Linked DNA regions of Mus musculus: regions 2 and 3 are each linked to region 1. The links are chromatin loops, found by intact Hi-C in ENCODE. Cell type or tissue: left cerebral cortex. All regions are shown on one strand. Links, peaks and the distances in the headings refer to the core of each region. The heading gives the core; the rest is flanking DNA.

Evidence for each region. Hi-C counts contacts between places; a loop is a spot of excess contacts. Peaks named below come from ENCODE experiments on the same cell type or tissue, not always from the same donor. Only the 100,000 strongest peaks of a DNase experiment are listed, where the experiment ranks them.
Region 2: a loop joins it to region 1, with 2.3 times the contacts of the local background. A loop is called at or near these places in 3 of 42 quality-filtered maps.
Region 3: it touches region 1 in a loop (2.2-fold over the local background); 3 of 42 quality-filtered maps call a loop at or near these places.

What each region holds. Positions count from the first base shown.
Region 1 is chr17:65,166,142-65,174,325 of GRCm38, forward strand. It overlaps the pseudogene Gm49865. Among named protein-coding and RNA genes, the nearest start is that of Gm35228, 69 kb to the left of the region's middle. In left cerebral cortex, for the core only: no CTCF peak of the experiment used is centred there; a DNase peak (open chromatin) is centred at 4,754; H3K27ac peaks cover 1,284 bases.
Region 2 is chr17:65,358,134-65,366,317 of GRCm38, forward strand. The region is part of intron 13 of Tmem232 (transmembrane protein 232); the gene reads right to left. Among named protein-coding and RNA genes, the nearest start is that of Tmem232, 180 kb to the right of the region's middle. In left cerebral cortex, for the core only: a CTCF peak has its summit at 5,217; no DNase peak of the experiment used is centred there.
Region 3 is chr17:65,120,833-65,129,016 of GRCm38, forward strand. No RefSeq gene overlaps it. Among named protein-coding and RNA genes, the nearest start is that of Gm35228, 24 kb to the left of the region's middle. In left cerebral cortex, for the core only: no CTCF peak of the experiment used is centred there; no DNase peak of the experiment used is centred there.

The sequences.
Region 1 (8,184 bases), core at 1,978-6,977:
GTCTGCAAATAAACCTCACCTTGTACAAAAGTCAGTTGGTATTATTAGATCCCTTAACGTAAGGCAGACATTTTTTTTAAGTTGCCAAAGGAGAACGAGGATAAAACAAGTGCAGAAAATAATCACGAAAACAGACAAATGGCATTGCACGAAGTCAAATGGCATCTGCAGAACAAAGACTATCAGAGTAAAGAGATAAAATGTAGAATGAAAAAATATCTACTAGCTATGCCCATGAAAGCAGACTAAGATCCAGAATATATAAAGAGCTGAAAATATTAAACATAAGAAAGGCAAACAGCTCAACAAGGAAAGAAATACAAACGTCCAATACATGAAGAAATAGTCCAGCATCTTTAGCTATGAGAGAAATATAAAATATTCATTAATATTCCATCATACTCCAGTCATAACAAAAACAAATGTTGGGGGGATATAAACGAGGCCTCATGCAGTGTTGGAGCAAATTAAGTTAATCCAGCCATTATGCAAATAAGTATGGGAATTCTTCAACATGCTAAAAATTGAACTATCTTATGATCCAGCTGTATCACTGTTCAGTGTATGGCCACAGGACTCTAAATCAACATACCATAGAGACCCTGTGCATCATGCTTAGTATATTAGTCACAATAGTCAATTTGTGGAATCTGCCTAAGTGTCCATCACTGGTTTAATGGATAAAAAATATAGTTGACATACAGGTTTTATTTGGACACAAATAAAACAAGTATGGTTGTAAAATTGGAGATCTCCATGTCAAATGAAAAGGCCAATGTCAAACAAATATCATATCTTCTCTCATTTGTAGAATCCAGATCTTTGTAAAAGATATGAAAGTATAAAATATGTACTACTTGGGAAGAATTCTGGAGATACAGAGTGCTGTAAAGGGACAAGAAAGGGAAAAAACATGGCTAAAGAACATTAAATGCATATATGACATGATTATTGGGTACAACTAATACATTCTAACAATTTTAAACTCCTAAGCAACATATATATTCACTGCCTGTCATTCTGACACTGTATTATCATCTTGGACCCATGTCTGTCCATTCCCTTTCCATTGATCTCCTCCTTTCTGCTAATCATGCTCACTGCTTAGGCCCTCAACCTCCTCAGGAGTTGTTTGAGTGCCTATTTGTGTTTCACACCCATCATGATGTCCTTGTGGACGCAATGCTGAAGACAGTTGACAAAAGCAGACAGCCTAAAGATTCAAGTGTAGACACTGCCAAACATTGATCTGTTGCCAAGGACTCGTCACACACTTCCCAGCGTCCTCTCTCCATGTGCAGGGGCAACGATTTTAAGAGTAAGTGAGCATTAACTCTATAAGAAAACATAGATGATGAGAATTTAGAAGACGTTGGCAGCTAGAGCAACTTTATTTAATGCCAGAGAAGTGGCATCTGGAGTTCTTGCTACACTGTGATCAGGTTACAGGACCTAGTCATTCAATGACCAGCGTTCAGGAGAACTTGGATTACATACTCCAAGCTGGATCCTTTGGTAGCTAAGGATAAGGGAGGAGCAAGTGATTACATTGGGAATGGAATGACAGACTTAGCTTTTCCCTGAGACAAGCTGTTTGGGCAAGTGCAGGGTGTGTTTCCTCTCTTTGCAAAGCAGGGTTAGCGGTCACATGCCTGTCTTCTGCAGTCCCCAAATAGTGGACGTCCTTAGTCTTGCAGCTCAGTTTAGGGTCTTGGTTTTGGTGTCAGAGCTGTTCTTTAGTAATTTTTTTGTAGCTGCCTGCGGCCACACTAACTGGGTTCCTGAGTGGGAGGCTGGAGCTGTATGAAATAATGGAGGCCAAGACATGTTTCTGTTCAAGGCCCCAAAGTTTACTAAGGGTCTGTGCTTATAAAGAGGGGAGGCCCGTCCTCCACCAATCCATTCTTGGTGCCTGTCGCCAGCCTGTAGGTGATCTGCTGGATGCAGTCTCCGAAATAATCTCAAGGGCCACTCAGCAGGTAGCAGAGTCTCTCGGAGAAGAGCAGTGGCAGGTGACAGAACAATAGAGCCATCTAGGTCGGAAGGCTACAGCCCAGGTGGCTCCACCTCAGTAGCGACAAGGTCTGCACCAGCCTGCTTCAGGCTGTGGGAGGCTACAATTTTTCTTGAATTTTATGCCGTAGTTATCTGGATACAGTGCAGTAGAGACCGCTGCATTTCCGGACTTTGGAGCCTGAATGACTTGAAGTCTATTTCTCAATTGTTAAGAGGGCAGTCTACAAGATACTCGGTAGAACACTGCTGAGAGGACTCCAATGAGTAGCCAGCACAAGTTAAGGTCAAGGGATGTAGAAAATACTCTGGAAATAGTGTCGATTTGTTTTCAAGGTCTGGTCATTTATTTGTCACTTTTGTTGCCTGGATCTAGACTTAGAAGAAGCGGCTCTCGTTGAGGACAGCCCTTGTTTCTTGGTGATCTGTTCCTAGCCGGTTTTTCCCTTTGGCTTCCTTCATTTGAAGCCTCCTCCTTGTGTTGTCTCAGTGTGTTGCTTCTTTAGCAAAATGTATCACCATTCACATAACAAGGTATGTGGAAAAACAGAACACTGAATCTTGGGTACTTGGGTCCTGGGCTCTCTGACACTGTATTGGCAGTCATTAACTTTAGAGAAAATGAAAAGCTCTCAAACTATGCTAGCTCTTTTGGCTCCAACCGTGAGGCACAGTAGTATTTGTCAGCTCATGTATATCCTTCCCTTTTTTAAAAAAGAATAGCCTAGCTGAGAACACTCAGATTGGCATCCACAACATGTCTACAAACAAACTCATGTTTCCTCTCTCCTGTTCCCCTCAGTCTATAACAGGAATGTCCCTTACTTAACAACAGGCACACTCTGCCATGGGTCAAGATACCTTGCTTCATGGGAAAACCTTGTTTGTTGTTTCCACCAATGATTTGGACCACATCACCCTTCTTCACTCAGACCACCAGCAGCTACTTTTGTGGCCAATCGCTTCTCACAGAAAATGCAAAGGTTATATTCATCGTCCACTTTAGTGAGTTTTTGACAGCCAGGGACTGGGAAGGAGATACCCCGCTCCAGCATGACATGGCTGACCACCGAGGCACTGCCTTGAAAAAAAAAGCAGGTCAATGGATTTAAAGTAGTTCTTCATCGAGGTTCCAAAGGGAGAGTTTTTAGAATTAAAACTGTCTTGCTATGTGCAGTACATGATCTTGTATTCAAATGCCCTGGTCTTTGATGGTTCTCTATGACTGCATTTTACATATGCTTTGTATTTCACAGTGTACCTATTTAAAATGTTTAATAATCCTAGGCATGGTTTTTTAGGCCTTAATCCCAGCAGCCAGGAGGCAGATACAGGCAGATCTCTGTGACTTTGAGGCTAGCCTGGGCTATATAGTTAGATTCAGGTAAGTTAAGAGAGACTCTGTCTCAATTAAATAGATGTATATATGGGATAGAAGTTTCTAAAATAGAAGTGATATAAGTGATGTGCAGGGAAGTCCATTTTAGTCACAAGTCTCAAAATCTCCATATATGTTCAAATTCAGAATTCTGCCAAATGGTATCTCTCTAACCACTTAAATGTTATATCTTTTGAATAATATTTATAATAATTACATTGTTCTGGTTGTGTTAGTTTTCTATTTATATGTACATCAGTTTATTAAATTTAAAGTGTTCATATAACTTATCAGGATTGTCACTTTTATAGAAGAGCCATAGTTAATATTCTTCTAGTATTCAGAGTAAACCTAGAGTATCAATTATGCAGTGTCAGCACTCAATAAAAATGTATTGATTTAGGAATAATGAGTCAGGTACATATTAAGCTACATAAAGGTTGGAGAGAAAGTAACACTGGGAGGTAATAAACGAGGAAGAGGGATTGAAAGAGACCCCTAAGCCTGAATGTTCTGGAAAATTCTGCAATGCAATAACTTTGACAAGTATGTCGAGGCATGATTGCTTGCAGAACACTGCAATGTGTGTGTGTGTGTGTGTGTGTGTGTGTGTGTGTGTGTGTGTGTGTGTGTGATTCAGGGTAGCCCAGAGCTACAGCAGGCTGATTTAATTTGTTTCGTTAGCAGTGGCACAGACTATAAAATATGCATGATCATATTCTAAATATGTATGCCTGGAGTAAATAAATAATTTATTATATAGGCTATAAATTATTTACCAATCCATTCTAAATATATACACTATTTGCATTTTATTGAAAATAAGGGTGGTAGAATGATGCTCTCTTAGGATTTCAAAACAAAACAAAAATCAAAGGAAAACAGGCTACAGTGCAGTGTTCTCTGCACGAGAGAATAAACTGGAATGACAAAGCCAGGAACATACTGAAGAAAGAAGAAAATTGGCCTGCCTGTTAGAAAATAGCTATTTCACCCAAATGCTCAAGTGTGAATTAATCTGGATTTTTTTTTTTAAAGTCTGTGAACTAAGCCTTTGGATTATAAAGCTAGGCAGCATAGACAAAACCTTTTTTAAAAACCCTTCAATTTTTTTTTTTTAACGCTTGTTGGCTCTTCAAAGAAATAGATAAGATAATACCCTGTTTGGATTGAATGCTCAAGAAAACATTGTTATGTAGCTGGCTTGTTCTTTGGAACAACTCTGCCATTTCCAAATCTTCAGCAACATCTGGGAAGAAGGCTTATTTCAGAATACACTCGCCTCTTCTTAAGCACATCATGAGCCGACTGGTTAAATGCCTCAGACTCACTCCTTGGAGAGGAAAATTCTGACTCGGAGCCATGGCGTTACATCTGTTCCCAGCATCAAGCACAGAGCCATGGCATCTTGCCTCCCACATACAGACTTTCTTCCCTTTGTGTGGATTGTGAAAGGGATCCACTGCCCAGAGCTCTCAATTCCTTCCTTGAAAAACAGCATAACATTCATTTAGGAAGCATTATTTCTTTCTAATGCCCCCCAGAACTCATTTCTCTGCATGCAAGCAGAGGCATGGCCCTAGAGCAAGACACACCAGGTTTCCTTCTTACTTTTTCTGAGAGTCATGAACAAATTTACCTTGCTATACTTTAGTCCCGTATATCCAAGATGATGCCAATATTACATACCTCATGAGTTTTTTTTTTTTTTTAGAAGGATGAAACAGTATTCATTAAGCTCTCAGAGAAGGACCCCTTTACATAGTGATTCTATAAACTTCATGTTTGGTTATTGGCATCAATACATATTACCTTATTGCATTGTAGCTCTCAAGAAAGGGACTTTCCTAGTTTATTTTTGAAACCGGCTCTACCTCATCAGATGGTAGACGTTTATTGAACAAAAGGATAGATACAGGTAAGTAACCATAGGTTCTGGTGCCGTTCAGCTTAGCAGGTTGCAACCTTCCCAGGGAATGTTCAGGTTAACCTAGCCTGCAGCGCTCTCATACATTAACACTTTTCTTGTGATTCTAACGCATTAAATGTGTTTTCCAGAACTTTTAGGTTGAAAATGGGGCGTTGTTAGTGGAAGGTGGAGGCACTTGTGTTTACACGGGCAAGAATAACGAAACACTGTAGCCACAGGAATGGAGCTCACAATACAATGGGTTTGGCTTCCTCTTGCTCTGATCTCTGTACTTTTTACTCATCTCCATACAACACAGAGGGTCTCTGCCTTCATGTTGCACTTCATAGTCTCTAATGATATATTTTTCTCTGTTTCTCCATCTGTGGTACTCTAATATATATTTTTTCAATTTTTTATTAGATATTTTCTTTATTTACATTTCAAATGCTACCTGGAAAGTTCCCTATAGCCTCCCCCAGCCCTGCTCCCCTACCCACCCACTCCCACTTCTTGGCCCTGGCGTTCCCCTGTACTGGGGCATATAAAGTTTGCAAGACCAAGGGGCCTCTCTTCCCAATGATGGCCGACCAGGCAGGCCATCTTCTGCTACTTATGCAGCTAGAGACACGAGCTCTGGGGGGTACAGGTTAGTTCATATTGTTGTTTGTGGTACTCTCTAATAGCACCGAGTAGAGGGTCAATAATTCATTGCCAAACCTGATAAGAATTTAAATTATTTCTCCCCACTTTGTAGTTTAAAAGATGTTTCTGATCTCTCTATGTCATCAATTGAGACATTAAACTTAGTAGCTATAATAATGGTGCCCGGCCTTGCTCATCTTCTGTTTTGTTCCCACAAATCTTTCCTTGTAGAGTCAGTCCTTGGCTTTCCTCACCCTGTTGCCCAGTGCTTGAATCATGTGTGTCTGTCTGGCCAAGGGTCCCATGGGCCCCAGATTCTCTCTTCATGTCGCCTTGTTGATTGTTCTGAGACGTACATGCTTTGTTCGCTGTAATCTTCCATTACAGTGTCCATGACAGAGAGTTTGGGGTGGATTTCACAGTAAGGTTCCTAAGAAGCAAACGAGAGTGGGCCGCATTTAGAAAAGGGATCGGGAGTAGATGCATTGGTGATCAAAGCATTACACATCGAGGTGACCAAAATTCCTTTGAGGAAATATCATGATTCTGGCTAAGCAGCCGTTCTCTCATGAAATGTAGTACAGTAAGTGAAGAATTGTTTATTTTTTGTTAGGGCTCTGTCCCATGTCTCCACTCATCCCTTAATATCCAGCTCAAACACTCTTCTTCAATTTCTTTTCCTGTCTTTCTCCCTTCCTTCCTTATACATTGAATACCCTTCTCTGGGGCCCATTCCTATTTAGCTGTATGGGTACCCTACAAATAGAATACTAGATAGATAGATAGATAGATAGATAGATAGATAGATAGATAGATCCCTCAACATATTGTACGATTTCTGCTCATTCATGCTGTAAACACACTGATGGGTTTTCTTAAACACCACTGGCTAACATGGCACTCAGCTCTGTAGTTTCTGAGTTAAGCCTTTCTTGAAAGGATTATGGCCATGATCCATTTGTTGCAGCATTGAAGACTAGAACCCATGATCCACACAAAGGTCTTTTGTGTCTTTGGTGTTCTTCTCTGTGATCCCATGGCCAGTGGCATTGTTTGCCTGTAGAGAATATAAGTTACTAATAGTGTAAGCTGTTCTAGCACACGAAGCATCAGGAACTCTCGGGGACTTCACAGAAAGGTGTCTGACACGGGGCAAGGCCACAGGGTTCTACTAAGCTTTTCATCTCCAGTTGCCAGAACCTAACTACCTTGTGGGACTTCTATTTTGGTTGTCATTGTGAATCTGAATCTCCAGTGTTGGCAAGAGGTGGGTGAGCAAGAAAAATGTGTGATATCTTACTGCATCTTTGGCAGTCACTCCGAGCTTTGGAAATCCTAGACCATCCCCGTATTCTTTGCACAGTGGCAAAGTTTCAAATGTTTTAGCTATGGAAAAAAATGGGTTCAGTTGTTAGCGTCTAGGAGCTAGCATATGTGTGTTCCACACTCTGCTGCTAACTAGGGGAAGATAATGCTCTGAAATAAAAATTCTAGAAGCTTGTCAGGTTCCTTCAAGCCATAGGCAAATTCTTGAAAATGGGGAGGTGACAGAGACATGGGGGTATTTTTCTCAAGGTTACATAGTATTCAGTAATCAAAAGAGAAGGAAACAGATTCATGTCCCATTTCTAGGCTAGTCTTTGTTCTTAATAGCACCATTGTCTCTTCTAGTCTTTAGAAGAGAACTTGGCTTAGAATGGCCAAAGGCCTGGGGTTTCTTGTTACAGACTAGGGAGGCACAATTCCACAAGGACTGGTATGTAGCCTTGGGTAACTATAACATCCCCCTCTCCGAAGCCTTAGTTTCCTTGTTTTTAAAGCAAGACTGGCAGCAGCTGTTGTGTGGTTAGATGACATCATGTAGGCACAGTGTGTGGCACAAGGGCTGGCCTTAAATGATGCTCAGTGATCAGGAATAGTCATTACGATCAAGCATGTTGCCCATATCTGCTCCCATTGCAGCTTCAGAGATGTTCCCAGCAGACACTCGACACAGCAATCCACTGGCCATGGAGCATTCTAGCAAGATAGAGTTGAAAAAGATTTGAGAATAAATCTATTATGTAAGGAAACCAGTAAATTCCCATGAAGCCTAATTATTCACACTGTTTATTAATAGCTCTGTTCCAGCCCCTCTCCCTCAGCAGCAAGTTAGGATCTGACTTGAGATAGCACTCGGGATGAAGGAGGCCTCGGCATTTCTACGGGAGAGAGATTCCGCATAATGCAACCTGGCATC
Region 2 (8,184 bases), core at 2,173-7,172, 190 kb after region 1:
AGTAGTAATTGATATTAAAGATTGTTTCTTTTCCATTCCCTTGGATTTGAAAGATAGTGTTAGATTTGCTTTTACTTTGCCCTCCTGTAATCATGAAGAGCCTGATCAAAGATTTGAGTGGGTGTTGTTGCCTCAAGGAATGGCTAATAGTCCTACCATGTGCCAGCTTTATGTAGGAAAAGCATTGGAACCAATTAGGAAAGAATATCCCAAACTTCGCTGTGTTCATGACATCCTCCTTGCAGCAAAGGATGAAAAGTATTTGCAGGAAGCCTATGGAAAGATGGTGGAGAGTTTGAGGCAATAGGGTTTGCATATTGCACCAGAGAAAGTGCAACAAGATAAAATAGTGTCCTATTTAGGAGCAAGGATTGCCCCTAAGGCCTTTTGGCCTCAAAAGATACAGTTGAGGGTTGATTCCTTGCATACTTTGTTTCAAATTTTAGAAGGAGACTCAGAGTTAAGTTCCAAAAGGGAATTAACACCTGAGGCCAGAAAGGCCCTTGCCCTAGTGGAAGAAGAATTGATTAAAGCCCAGTTTCAGCATTGTAGAGAAGGGTTACCCATCATGTTGATAATATTACCTACTGAGATGCAACCCACAGGATTATTGTGGCAAGAAGGCCCATTGTTAAAACCCAGCTCTATTGTAATCCCTTATGATGGGTATCAGCAAAAGGTCCTAACAGCAAATATTGATGAGTGGGCTATTTTAGCCTGTATTAATGAGGGCCCATTTGATAATCATTATCCCAAACATCCGTTAATGACCTTTTTTAAGGAACATCCAGTCATTTTCCCTCAAGTGGTGAGGAAAACACCCATTAAGGATGCAGTTAACGTGTTTACTGATGGATCAAAAACCAGATGTGGAGTATATATGGTAGAGGGGAAAGATCCTGTGGTCAGGCAGTATCCCTGTACTCCGCAGATGGTGGAATTACAAATAGTTATTGAGGTCATTAAGGATTGTGATTTTCCTTTTAATCTAATTTCGGATTCACAATATGTAGTTAATTTAGTTTTATCCCTAGAAGTGACAGGCCAAATAAAAGCTCGTAGTACCATCCAAGCCTTAGCCTTACAATTACAGAAGTTGCTGTGGGAAAGATGTCAACCATTATATATTGGACGTGTTCGTGCCCATAGTGGCCTTCCAGGACCCTTAAGTGGGGGAAATGATATTGTGGATAATTGTACTCGTATGGAGTTCATATTTTTAGCATCCCCTATGGAGTTAGCCTCACAATTTCATTCTAAATTTCATGTTAATGCTAAAACTCTGCAGAGAAAATTTGGAATCTCTAGAGCACAAGCTCGGGATGTAGTCACTACCTGTGGACGCTGCCTTGAGTTTCAACACCCACCTTCTTATGGAGTGAATCCTAGAGGATTGCTCCCTCTGCAGGTGTGGCAGATGGATGTCACACATTTTTCAGAATTTGGCAAATTGAAATACGTTCATGTATCCATTGACACATGTTCAGGAATAGTTTATGCATCGCCCATGGCAGGGGAAAAGGCCTCCCATGTTATACAGCATTGTTTGGAGGCCTGGGCAGCTTGGGGTAAACCCCAACAACTTAAAACAGATAATGGCCCTGCATATACTGCCAAAACCCTGGTGTCTTTTTGTCAACAGATGGAAGTACAAGTTAAACACAGCCTGCCATATAATCCTCAAGGCCAGGGAATCATTGAACGAGCACATAGAACCTTAAAAGAATTATTAATAAAACAAAAAGGGGGAATAGGCTATGGCCATACCCCAAAGATAAGACTCTCCTCAGCTCTTTTTACGTTAAATTTTTTACAATGGGATAAGGAAGGTCGCTCTGCTGCTGAACGACATGCTAATACCAGCCCCAGTAAACTGGGGTATGCTAAATGGAAGGATGTGCTTACAGGATCATGGAATGATCCCGATCCCATGTTAGCCTGGGGGAGAGGGTCTGTTTGCATGTTTCCACAGAATCGCGCAGAGCCAGTGTGGGTTCCAGAGCGGCTAGTGCGACACTGTCAAAATGAAGAAGCTGATCTTGCTGGTGATGAGCATGTGTCTGCCCCTGATGGGTACGGAACCCAGATGGGGAATACTGTTGGTGTTTAAAGTGGACTGCAAATTTTGATGGCAAGATGAATGAGCTTTGCTTGGCGATTGTCACTGTCAATTCTACCTGAGTGGATCCTGGCTTGGCATCGGGAAAGAATGGACTGGGATAGGTGCCCTAGCTGTGGCCCTTGTTTTGGCATGCATGTTGTGTGTATGGTGTATGTGTCGGTTCCAGAATGCCCAGGTCCACACTGCCGCCATGGTGGTGCAAGCTTTTGCCACAGTGGAAGCAGGGCAGTCACTTCAGATTTGGCTAGCTGCCATGAAGAATGAACAATGAAGACATTGCTCTGTAGGGTTGTATGGCTAAGCACTGCACAGAGGTTAGTCTGGAAGCTGTTTGACAATCTCTGGGAGGTATGTCTGATTGCATGAGGGTTGAGTGTCCTAGTGTCCTTCCCCCAGGAAAAAAACGGCACGGGAGCAGGTCAGGGTTGCTCTGGGTAAAAACCTGTGAGCCTAAGAAATCCTGTACATGGCCCCTATTTCTGCACACTGGGGATCAGACCTCTATCTTCACCCATGGAGCTTGTTCAAAAAAATAAAATAAAATAAAATATAAAAGGGGGAATTGTGGGAAGCCATTCTGGGCTCCCTGGTCAGCCGGATGGAAATCTATTCCAGGCAGTAAACAAGCCCATATTTGGTGGATGGCCTGCCCTTAATCCCTGATTGGCTGAGCAAGCCTGCCTGGTGAGGTGATGTGACCTGTGGTGATTGGTGGGGGTGTGGTTGTAGCTGGAGTGGAGAAAAACACTTGTAACTAGAGAGGTGGGGGATTTGAAGAAAGAAGCTGCCTGAGTAAACTGCTTTAAGAAGAACCGGTGGTTGCATTTTGCTTGCTGGCCAAGTTGGACATGACAAGCTACCTCTCTGGCACCATGTCTGCCTGCATGCTGCCATGTTTCCCACCATGATGATAAAGGACTGAACCTCTGAACTGTAAGCCAGCCCCAGTGAAATGTTTTCCTTTATAAGAGTTGCTGTGGTCATGGTGTCTGTACACAGTGGTAGAGACCCTAACTAAGGTGCCTTGGCTTTCATTTATATCCACTACCCTAGGTCTGTAATAGACAACAGGCCCTAAATTTCACTGCTGAATTCACGGCAACTATTTCTCCTTCACCTTACTTTTTAACTTTAAAGACACTAACCTATGTTTGCCAAATGACTGAGCACTAAATGGAGCTGTGTGACTTCCTTAGAGAAAAATGATGCCTTTGGCTTTTCTGTACCTAAGGATGTGACCCTTAAGGCTGTATTGTATCAGGGTATAATTGATGCTTTGCATGGTCCCATCCTTGTTATCTCCTTCCTGTTTGATGTTTGCAAGCCAAAGAACATGTTCCTTTGAATATCTTAGCAATTTATTATCCTGAACCAATCAGGTCATTTGCAAGCACAGCACAGCATGTCTGTGTTCAGCTATAAATGAGAATGGCTGTCTATTTATAGATATAGCACTAGTATTAGTACAATTTTAATTCATTACTGTGGGTTCCTGCACAATTTTCATCTCGCATGTGGTGGGAATTATGCAGTCCTGTATGAAAACTGTCTTTTAACAGGTTGAGTTATGAAATAACAATTATAAAAAAAAAATAAATGTGAAGAAAACGCTTTAACATAGTTGCCTGAACAGAGCAAAGTGGGTTCCTTGTGAGTCTTGATTGTTGAGCTTTCAAGGAGATGCTAATGCTGGGGCAGAAATAGCAAAACTGAGGCATTTACAATGCTAACAAGTTTAACTGTATCAGCCAGAGTCCTACCTGGAGAGAGAAGCTGGGGAGGCTACTGCAGGTGATTATGAAGGCTCGCAAGACATGCAGTAAGCAAAATGGAGATGCAGGTAGAGCACTGAATCTCTTATTTGCATCTAAAGGACCCAGGAGACCTACTATTTAAATTCAGGTCTACAAAAGAGGAGGGGGGTCAGTTCTGAGATAGGCAACTATTTCTTCTTTTCTTCCCCCTTTTTCCTATGGGGGTGTTTTCTTTTCTCATTAATTAAATAATTTATTTATTCACTTTACAATCCAATATCAGTCCCCCCCTCTCCTCCCAGTACCCCCTCATACTGCTCCCCCTCCCATCCCCCTTCCCGTTCTTCTCTGAGAAGGGGTCCCCCCCCCCCGGTGTCATCCCACCCTGGCACGTTAGTCACTGCAAGTCTATGTGCATCCTTTCCCACTGAGGCAGGACAAGGCAGCCCCGTTAGAGGAATGGGATCCACAAACAGGCAGCAGAGTCAGAGACAGCCCCTGCTCCAGTGGTTGGGGCCTCACTATAGAAGGAATGGCAGTGGCTGTCTCTGCTTTACTGGGGTCACACAACCACAAAGGCAACTCCTGCAGGAGGACCTAATTGAAGACTGCCAGAGAAACCAAGGATTGCTGCTGCAGACAATACCAGCCAATTGAGAACTGCTGCTTGGAAGAGATGCTTGCTTGGGACCAATGAGATGTGGGTGGATTATTAAATGAGCTTGTGGCAGCAATCTCACCTGCTCCTGGAGTCTGTGCCATTGATTCTGTGCCACCTCATCCCAACCTCCAAGGGTAAGTAGGGTCAGGCATCAGGCAGTCCAGGGCACAAGCAGCAACTCACAAAAAGACCAAAGATGTGCAGGGACAAAGATGGAGCAGACATAGAGGGAATGGCCATCCAATGACTGGCCCAAATTGAAACCCATGGGCAAGAACCAATCCCTGGCACTATTGATACTCTGTTATGCTTGCAAATGGGAGCCAAACATAACTGTACCCTAAGAGGCTCTAACCCAGTGTTGATTGAAACAGATACAGAGTCTCAGTGAGTCTTGTAGAAGAGTTGGGAGAAGGATTGAGGGACCTGAAGAGGGCAGGGACTCCACAGGAAGACCAACAGAATCAACTAACCTGGACCCTTGGGGACTGACTCCCAGAAACTGAACCACCAACCAAAGAGCGAACATAGGCTGGACCTAACCTCACCCCACCCCCACAACTCCACCCCCATGTAGCAGATGTACAGCTTGGTCTTCATACAGGGTAACTATTTCAATTTCAGTTTGAATCGAGAAGCCTGAAGCAACTGCAGTCCCAAGCTCAACCACTTGGAAAGCAGGCTGTTCCTACCACCTAAAGGCCAGGCTTTCTGTTCTCATCAAGCCCTGAATTCACTGGATTTGAACCTCTCAAGCAAAGAAGGGAATCTCTTCACCTCAGCATACCAAGTCAATGTTCCTATCTCCCAACAACTCTTTCATAGACACTTGCATAACGAGTGTTTGGTGAACTGGCCAAAGGTTGATAGCTCAAACAAGATGACACATAAAACCAGACATCTCATTGCTAGGTAACCATGAGTGCCTTTTCGTTTTTTTATTCTGGTATCTCAAAGACTTTACTGGAGAGGTTAACAAAATTCATGTTGGTCCTTTTTTAATGTATACTGTTTCTTTCCCTAAACGCTTATTTCAAACCTTAGAATATTACTACAGTTCTATAAAATTGAAATAATCTTTGCCCAGGTGGGACTGAGAAAATCTTAGTTCTGATTCCACGTCTACTCTCCTGCTTCTACTCTTGAATGTGGTCTTGGTAAAGCCAGTTTGGGCTATAAAATTCGACTCTCCTTGGATATAAGAAGACCACTGGACCAGGGGACTCCTGTGGATACGCACGTGTGTGCACACCTGTGTGTACTTTTTGTTTCCTTTTCTGCACGTACATGTATGTAGTGTGCATGTTTAGATGTTTTGATGAAGGTATGCATGCAAGTAAAGATGCATGCATGTAAAAAGCTGAGGTTGTCACCAGGAGCCTTCCTCAATAACTATCTTCTATGTAACTGTGTGAGGCAGGGTCTCTCAATCAAACCCAGAGCTCCTGGATAGGACTACTAACACTAGGCAGCTTGTTCTGGGGAGCATCCCTCTCTGTTTTTCAAGGCTGGAATTCCAGATGGCCACCAATACCACCCAACATTTAGCCATCTACATTTAATGGCTAAGTCAATTTCTCAGCCATGCCATTATGTTGTTAAGTGTAGATAGTTTTTGATAAGATTATATTTGGAGTTGAGGAGATAAGTCATAATAGAAACACACTAATACATTTAAGGTTGATTTTGCTCCTCCTCAATTAATTCCCCAGTAAGATAAATGTGTAGCTACCGTGTAAGCAGTATTATAGGCAGTTGTCATACACTGCTTTGAAAGATGACAATTTTTCCATTGGTGAAAACCCAATGAAACCTGATGAAAGTGGCCAGTAGTGATCATTCAGATCAGGAGTCTGCGCCTACATCCATTAACTTAGCAGCTCCCTTTATTCCAGATCTCAGTCCTCTGGTAACAGGTGGCCACAGTTAAAGTGGAGGGTCGTGGGGATTTGCTGATAGCAAGACTTGCTCAGCCTTTGAACATGTGGACCCTGAGCAATTCCCATTTCAGATGGCTGGAAGCCCTGTTGAGTCAGGGGGATTCTAAGGATCTTTGACTGCGGGAAAGAGAGAGAGGAATGCCTTGAGTGCCCCGTGCTCTTCCATTCCATAACTATATTCCTTCCTAAAATATTATGTTCTGTCTTTACATTCTTCTCAAAAAGCAATTGTACTTTTCCTACCGTATCTTCAAGCCAAATGACCACTGTCTTGGGCTTATCAACTTATCATCCTCTGAATGTATCCAACTAAGTGGTAATAAAACCTGAACTCTGGGGCCATCCTTGGTGATTTCTGCAGGAGGATTGGACAGATTTATAGGAAAACTCTTCACTGAGTCCATCTTGGCTTAGGTGCAATAGAAAGAGATTGCCAGTAACCAGAAGTTAAGGGGCTTTCACTGTTTTTACATTGAACTGATCAATAGAACACACATAAAACTGAACAGGAGGAAGAAGGGGGAGTTTGAGCGTTCTTTTTTGTGGCTCTTTCTTCTGGTGCGTCTGCTTGTATGGCCTCCCTTCAGATTCTGTGCCTAACTGGGTTGATTGTTTGGCCAGCTGTGTTTAGAGTTCTGCATGACAGCAAGTGCTATGTGGTGACTGGAAGCAGCAAGGATGGAGATTTTGGACGAGCTTCTGAAAGCAAGAGTAGGAACTCAGCTAATAGATTTTTGGAAACCCAATGATTCCGCCATTTCTGCTGCTAGTGTCAGAGGCCTCCTCGTAGAGTGCCATTATAGATGTAGGGGCTTCCCGGACTCGGCAGCCTTGTTTCTCCTAGCGGAATAAAATTCTATGATGGAAGTGGGGTGCAACATGGACACCTTCATTTATGGTATTTTTTTTCTCCTGTGTTTTATATTACTGGTAGAAGGTGAATATTGATAGAACCAGATCAGTAGGCATTTGGGAACTGTGAGAGAATGTCAGGTATATTTTGTAAATGTATGGCCTTTAGTAAGAGGTTCTTAACAGGTCCCTGCTGGCTGCATCCCAAGCTATTTAGTTCCCAGAAAGAAAAGGAGCCAGCGTAATTACCATGTGGCTGTCCCCCTGTGGTTCCTTCATCACTATCTCTCCATCTTAATGACAGTAAGATAATAGGCAGTTGATTTGTCAGCCAGTCATGCTTGGAACACTCAGAATTGCATCTGACAACACTGGTTTGCTTACATAAATGGTTTAGTAAAATTTCAATGCTTAGGGTAGACTTTTTTCCTTTGAATTCTTTTACATTAAAAGAAAGAAAGAAAGAAACACACTTGACATTAATTCTGACTCAACAAGACTCAGGTTAGTGAACTATTGTGGACTGCCAAGAACTCAGTGACATAACACTTTAGAAATGATGGATGCTTACCAATTACTGATCTTATATTGCACTGACAGTCTTGGCATTGAACGTGGAAGCTGCTCAGAATGATAAATGGATATGACAATTTATTAAAGATCAAAGGCATGGTTAGCACTGAGTACAGATGCATGCATTTGGAAAAAATGTGGGGGAAAAACAGAAACAAAGATAAATACACTTTGGAGAGTAGAGATGTAAACTTCGGAATAAAAGGCATATCTGCAGTACATAGTAAATTTATATTAAAATGCAGAAATTCTAGAAATTTAGCAGCCATGTACTTTGAAAGC
Region 3 (8,184 bases), core at 2,173-7,172, 45 kb before region 1:
CAGGGTGATAAATATGGATCTATTTGCATTCCTCTTGCCTGCAGACATCCAGTTATACCAGTGCCATTTGTTGAAGGTGTTTTCTTTTTTCAATGTATAGTTTTGGCTTTTTTTTTTTTGTCAAAAATCAAGTGTCCATAGGTATGTGCGTTTATTTCTGGTTCTTAGATTTTATTCCATCGCTCAACCTGTCTATTTTTGTGCCAGTACAATATGGTTTCTATTACTATTGCTGTGTAGTACAGCTTGAAATCAGGGATGTTGTTTTATGGTACAGGATTGTTTTAGCTATCCTGGTTTGTTTTTCCATATGAAATTGAGTATTTTTCTGTAATGAATTGTGTTGAACTTTTGATGAGAATTGCATTGAATCTTTTGATAGTATGGCCAGTTTTACCATGTGAATCCTATTGATTGATGAGCATGAGAGCTCTTCCAACCATCTAATATATTTTCCAATTTCTTTATTCAAAGATATGAAGTTCTGGTCATACAGGTCTTTCACTTGCTTGATTAGAGTTACACCAAGATATTTTATATTTTTGTGGCTATTGTGAAAGGTATTGTTTCCCTAATTTCTTTCTCAGCCTGCTTAATCATTTGTATATAGGAGAGTTACTGATTTTTTTTTTTTTGTTAATTTTGAATTAAGACACTTTGCTGAAGGTGTTTTTCAGCTGTAGGAGTTCTTTGGTAGGTTGTGTTTTTAGGGTTACTTATGTATACTATCATATCACCTGCAAATAGCAATACTCTGGCTTCTTCCTTTCCAATTTGTTGTCTTATTGTTATCCTTTAGTTGTCTTATTGTTCTCACTAGAACTTCAAAAGAATAATATTGAATAGATGTGGAGAGAGTGTGCAGTGTTGTCTTATCCATTATTCTAGAGGGATTATTTTAAGTTTCTTCCCATTTAACTTGAGGTTGATTATCAGCTTGGTGTTTATTGCCTTTATTGTGTTTAGGTATGTACATTGTATCCTTGATCTCTCCAAGACTTTTATCATGAAGGGGTGTTGGATTTTGCCAAAGGCTTTTCAGCATCAAGATAACCATGTGACACTATGATTTTTTTTGCTTTCAGTTTGTTTATATGGTGGGTTACATCAGGCATTGTCATATGAGTCTTTGTGTGATTTAGGTATTAAGGTGACTGTGGCTCATAAAATTAATTTGCCAGTGATCTTTCTGTTTCTATTATGTGGAATAGTTTGAAGAGTATTGGTATAAGCTCTTGTTGAAAGTCTGGTAGAACTGTGCACTAAAACCATCTGGCTCTGGTTTTTTGTTTTGTTTTGTTTTGTTTTTTGTTGTCTGTTTTTTTGTTTTGTTTTGTTTTGTTTTTGAGTAGGAGATTTTGATCACTGCTTCTATTTCTTTAGGGATTATAGGGCTGTTTAAATAGTTTACCTGATCTTGATTTACCTTTGGTAAGTGGTATCGGTCTAGAAAATCATCCATTTCATTAAGATTTTCCAATTTTGTGGAGTACAGCTTTTGAAGTAAGACCTAATGACTCTTTAGAGTTCCTTAACAGCTATTGTTATGTCCCCTTTTCATTACTGACTTTGTTAATTTGGATATTCTCTCTTATTTTTAGTTAGTTTGTCCATCTTGTTAATTTTCTCAAAGAACCAATTTCGTTTAACTGATTCTTTATATTGTTCTCTTTGTTTCAATTTTATTGATTTCAGCCCTGAGTTTGATTATTTCCTGCCATCTACTGCTCTTGGGTACATTTGCTTCTCTTTGTTCTAAAGCTTCCAGGTGTGCTGTTAAGTCATTAGTATGAGATCTCACTAAGTTCTTTATGATGGTACTTAGTGCTTTCATTGTGTCCCATAAGTTTGGGCATGTTGTGCCTTCATTTTTGTAGCCACCTAGGGGTTACTGGGTTCCTGAAGGGAAAGCTGAAGATGGATGGGAAGGAGATCAAGAGAAATAACAAGCCAAGACAAAGCTCTCTGATCAAGGCTCAAATTTTAATGTATGACACTAAATATATATGGGAAAACCCATCCCTTTGTTTCAGCTGGGTTCTGTTGCTTGTTTCAGCCAGAATGAGTTGCAAAGTAGGCTCTTCAGTAGTTCAGCAGGCTGGCAGTTCTCAGTTCTCTGTCAGGAAGATATAAATGTAGCAAGGCCAGACACCTGGCTCCAGTGTCAGAGATTGTTCAGCCAGCTCAAGGCTGGAGGGGGCAGGGTGGAGGGTGGAGGAGCACAACTTTCATTGACGTCTAGAAAGTCTTTAATTTCTTCCTTCATTTTTAATTTGACTCAGTGGTCACTGAGTAGAGAGTTATTTAGTTTTCAGGAGATTGTAGGCTTTCTGTCCTTTCTGTTGTTGTTGAAGTCCGGCTTTAATCCAGGATGTTCTGATAAGATAAAGGAGGTTATTTAAATATTCTTGCATCTATTGAGACTTGCTTTGTGACAAGTATATGGCCAATTTTGGAGAAGGTTCTGTGAGGTGCTAAGAATAAGATATATATATATATTGTTGGGGTGAAATGTTTTGTAGATATCTATTTTGACAGGGAATCTATTGATGTTGAAAGATATTAAAGACTAATGATTGTTAATTCCTCTTATTTTGGTGTTCTTCGTGGTGGTAGTATGTGTTTCCCCTCTTTTTTTTTTTCCTGGTGTGAAATTACTTATTACCTGTGTTTTTTTGAGTGTAGTTAACCTCCTAAGGTTGGAGGTGTTTTTTTTTTTTCCTAGTTTCATCTGTAGTGCTGAATTTGTGGATGGGTATTGTTTAAATTTGGCTTTGTCATGGAGTATCTTGTTCTCTCCTTCTATGGTGAATGAAAGTTTTGCTGAATATGGTAGTCTAGGCTGGCACCTGTGAGACTGCATGACATCTATCTGCCCAGGCCCTTCTGGCTTTCAAATTCTCTATTGAGAAGTCAGGTATAATTCTAATATATATTACTTGGCCTTTTTCCTCTTCAGCTTTTAATATTCTTTTTTTTTGTTCATTAACTTTTGAGTAATTTGTGGCAAGAGAATTTTCTTTTTGGTTCAATCTATTTGGTGTTCTTGTACATAAATAAGCATCTCTTTCTTTAGGTTAGAGAAATCTTCTTCTATGATTTTGCTGAAAATATTTTCTATCAAACTGTTACAGGCTTAACAAGTGCATAACTGCCTCTCTTGCCACCCCTGTAGTGACTATCTCACAGGTCTGTTGCTACGAGGAAAGAAAGTCACGATCAGTTATCGGAGATGATGCAGACGTAAATCAACCAATTTTTCTGATGGAGCAGAGGGAGACCTGGAAACTCTCGGTCACCATTTATTAATAGTACAGAGCAGCTGAGAAGTAGTTAGGTCAAGAAATATTCTTAATTAAAGCTTATCTTTAAAAGTGGGACATAGAGACCAGTGGCATTCTACAGATGTCCATGCTGCAAGCTTTATATCTCTAAATATGTCATCTTACAGGAAAGAGGGGATACTACTCACTTTTTTAAAATAAATAATCTTGAGGAAGGAGGTTATCTTGGGTCATATGTAGAACCTTAATCTGATTGCTCAATGAACTGAAAACAGAAATTATTCAGAGGTTGTAACAGTGAAAGAAGAGTTGTGAAGTAACTGAGTTATAACTTTAATTATAATGTTATAATAAATATAGTGGTAACATTTATTTGCTCAAAACCTTGGTACTTTCAACCATTATTAACATGTTACTATAATTCCATCTAAACTTTTTCCTAAGTATGTGTACGTGTATATATGTTTCTATGCACATAAACATTCACATAGAAGATAATTGGAATTGTACTGTGAGTATATAACACAATTACAAAAAAAAAGTTCAGAATCTCATTACTATTCCAAGGATTGAGGGTCTAATAATTATCAAGTCTTTGTTTGTTTTTGTTTGTTTGTTTGTTTGTTTAACCTGGCTCCTCGAGGTGATTTGCATTTGCATAGAACATGAGTAACTACCAATTCAGAACATTATCTGTCAGGTATCTTTCTTCCCTTCATACCTCAACTCCAGTTCACCAGCAAATTCTGCAAATTTGATAACACTAAGATGTTAATTTTGTCAGCTTTATTACTTTCTATTAATGCTATGATCTCCATCAAAGCGGTTATCAAAGTTCCCTGGATTACATTGGTACCCTCTTTCACTGTCTTATTTTGGTTCCTCAAACTCAGTCTCTACTGGTACTCAGAATTATATTTGCCAAATACACCTCAGATGCTATTCTAAGTCAAAGAGTTCAATGATTTTCATTTCTTTAGGATAAAATCAAAATATCCTGAATTTCTCTAAAAGGTTTTTATGCTGTGTAAGCCTCCTTCTCTGTCTCCAGCATTTATTTCCTTGTATAAATGAAATGCATTGGGGTAATTTAAAGATGTTTGAGATCTTGGGTTGGATCAATGTATATAGTAAGAGAATAATTTGAGAAATAATTACTATGAATTGATTTTAATGAGATATATTTAATGAGATTTATTGATTTATAGATAGAAATACCCCTGTATTTTGTGGGTTTTTTTTTTTCATTTTTACTTCTTTTTTTTTCTATTTTGTTTTAAGTTGTTCTAGTATGGCAAAGTAAGGCATTACTTTAGAAGCTGGTATGGAATCCACACAGATAAATAGTACTAGAATCTATAGATCTTTTCCAAACAAACCCTGGGATTCTGTGGATACTAGAGTCCTAGAAAGCATTTCATTTCCTGATGCTCTAGGACTGTCTCCTTTTCCTACTAAAATGAAGTAACGGAGATTAAGGCACCTGAGAAGATCATCTGAAATACACAAGAAAACATAGCCAGATTCTGTGTGTTATTTTGCATTACAGGAATGTAGATACGTATTTTCCATTCTTCAGAGACAAAACCATAGAAAAGTCAGGGAATTCAGAAGAGTTGCCAGAGCAGAGCTTCACAGCCCCAAAGAAGCCTGTCTGACTCTCAAGAGAAAAAGCTCAAAACAGCCAGGAGCAAGCTGGTGAGCACACGCTAACCACAGGCACATGCCTATTACTGTTTTATAAATTGATCTGATTCACCTTAGCTGGTTCCATAGGGGATTGAAGGTGGCTTACAAGGTATATGAAATGCAAGAAAAGCTTAACTGAACACAGGTGGAGAGGTAAAAAGAAAATAACAGGGATATTTATGGAAAGAGAAATTAGATAGGTAACAACCAGCATTCTGAACATGGTTCAGATTCTAAACTACAAGGCACCAATGTAACATTGATCCAGTTACAGTGTATCCAATGTATCCAGTGATGACCTCAGCTCAGACCCGGCTTGGTCCAGGAGTTGAGGCCTTCATGTCTTAAAGGGCTTCCAGGTAGACAGACTCCTGTCCTCTTTGCTTCTCTAGTGTCTTACAACAGTTCTCTCAAAAAAGTTCATCCGATGTGCTGTGTCACTTCCGCAGTGCCTGTTTTGTTGCATCTAACGTAATGCTCACTAAAACTTTGATCTAGACTGTTTATGATGTATTCTCTCACCTCCTGCAGGCACATTTAGTAGTTATTCAATTTTTAAGTCACTGAATACTAGGTCAAGGCAGAAAAAAAAAAAAGAAAGAAAGAGGCACTGAAGAGAGCTAAAATAGATTCAATGAAAGCTAAAAATAAAATTTCTTGCTCTAAAATAAAAAATGCTGTTTTGTGGCCATAGCAAATACAGTCAGAGGTATGGTGTTATATTAAATCTAATGATTCACAACTGCTAGGTCCCTCATTTATTTCCACTAGTACCATGTGTAGTATTCTTTCCCGCCATTATAGTTAGATGGAATTTCTAAAACGAAATAATATATTTTTAATTATTTTAGTATTTTGTGTGTATGGGTATTATGCCTTCATGTATGTCTGTGTAGTGCCCAAAGGGTCTAGAAGAGAGAAAATGCCCTATACCTGGAATTTCAGATGGATGTGAGCCACCATACAGGCACTGGGAATTGAACCCAGGTCCTCTAGAATAGCAGCCAGTGTTCATAACCTGTGAGCCATCTCTCTCTCCAGGCCCTTCAAATGGGATCTCTTTGTTGAAGGGTGTGAGTCAGCGGAAAAGAACTCTCTCTCTCTCTCTCTCTCTCTCTCTCTCTCTCTCTCTCTCTCTCTCTCTCTCTTTCTCTCTTTCTCCAAGTCTTACTGTTCTATTTATTCTCAGTTCTCCTTTGTTACTTAATCTCCGTCTTTGGGGACAGTTTCAATCTAGTCGTCACCTTCCAGAAACAACCAAAAACCAAAAAGCTCTGACGATCTTTACAGCTCCTGCCACGCTTGTACTTACAAACACGAAACCCTGTGGACCCAGAATAAGCCTCTCCTCCCAAAGAGAGCTCAGAATACTCAGCTATGTAGCAGCGTGTAGTGAAATTAAGGTCTCGACTAGACTTAGCTTTATCTGTCAACTGACTTCAAGTATGTAGATGACCCTAGATTACCCAGGAAGGACCACTGTGGGCACACCAGCCTCTGTCAGTGAAGAGGCTGGAAAGAGAGTCCCTGTGATGAGCCCTGAGGACTTAATGTACATCACCACTACTGCTACTGAAACGGGCTGGGTGCCATATGGCCAGGAATGTGATGGCTGTCAAAAACTAAGACAACAAAGCAAAATCAAACATGTTACCTTCTCGGTTTTCCGAAGTGAACCAACCCTATGAAGAGCTATAATTTTAGCCCAGTGTTCTGTATACCCTGCTGGGTTTCTGACTTTCAGAACATAAAATAATAACCACGTTATTTTCAGCTCCCGAGTTTGCTGTGGAGGGCTATAGCCACCACGGGGAAGGAAAGCAGAGTCTTTCAGCCACTGAGGCCCCAGCTCCACCCAGCCTCACCTCTGTCCTTACCAGGTGAGCGCCTCTAAGAGCAGGAGCTCACCAGCTATTATACAGCTTCACCTCTGCTTTATAACTGGGTCTCTTTGGATGTAGCACTAAAAATTACTATAGAGATATAGCCTTGACAGGTCTAAGCTCAGAATTCCAATTGGGCACATATTGATCCCTGATTAGAAACAACATTGATGTTGACCAAGATCATTCCTAGCCACAGTCTCTTTCCTCTGGCTGCTGTCCAGAACTCTGCCCCCTTTTGATAGATACTAATTTGCACTTGTCATCCAAAGGGTGGGATAAGGGACACTAAAATATATCCTTATCATGTTTGAGGTTCATGTTCTTTCGCTCTCCCATGATTCTGAACTGAAAAGTCCTCATGTATTTTTAAACACAAGCATCAGAGGAGAGAACAGCAGATGACCTTAGGATAACCTTAAACAAGGTGATTATTGAGCCAATACTCATTGTGAACAAACCCCAAGGAGGACATAAGTTTCTGTTTGAGTCTCTATGGTACATAGACTATTGCTTTATGGAACTCTTGTTGCTAACCTCTGAGAACTCTGGGAAGCAATGGAATTCCAGAAAGAAAAGAAATGAGTGTCACCCTGCCTGTGGTGAGCACTCAGAGTGTGCAGCTATGCCAGGCACTTTCACACTTTCTAATCACTTCTTAACATTGTTCTCATTTTACAGAAAAGGAGCCGTGTCTTATTCAAATTGAAAACATTTCTTTCATGCTCACATGAACCAGAGTGACAGAGCCAGTATTTGGATGTCAGTCCTATAATGTGGATTTGTTCTTTATGCTGTACACAGTCTCTAGGACTAGAGAGAACATAGGTATGAAGCCAATTTCTCCCTACAACCAGGTCCAGGGGCCAGTCCCTTGCTTTGTCTAAGTCTTCCTTCTGTTCCCTGAGCTTTCTTTGGGGCTAACAGGCTGAGAGACTATAGGTGCAAACTAGGGAAAACAAAACTCTCAGTAGCCTGGGTGCAGGGAGGGTGTCAAGTGGGGGCAAGACTATGAAGTATTGTCAACTGCATGCAGTGTGAGGCTTCAAATGAGTCTTCAAATGGGAATCACACAAATATATTAATAAGGGCGGCATTACTTAAGTGAATGCGACCAGAATCGCCTTTATAGCACTGCAGAGGACTTAAGACGTCATCCAGCATTAGAGATGGGGAAAGGAGAGGATAAGGCATATTATGGTTTGTGTCCATAGTCTTTATAGAAAGCAGGGGTAGAAATTAAACTAAAGCTGTCCTACATTTGAGGAAAATATTTAGCTTTTTAAAAAATGTCATTTAGCCCCCCCCACAAGGAATCATAGTTTCTA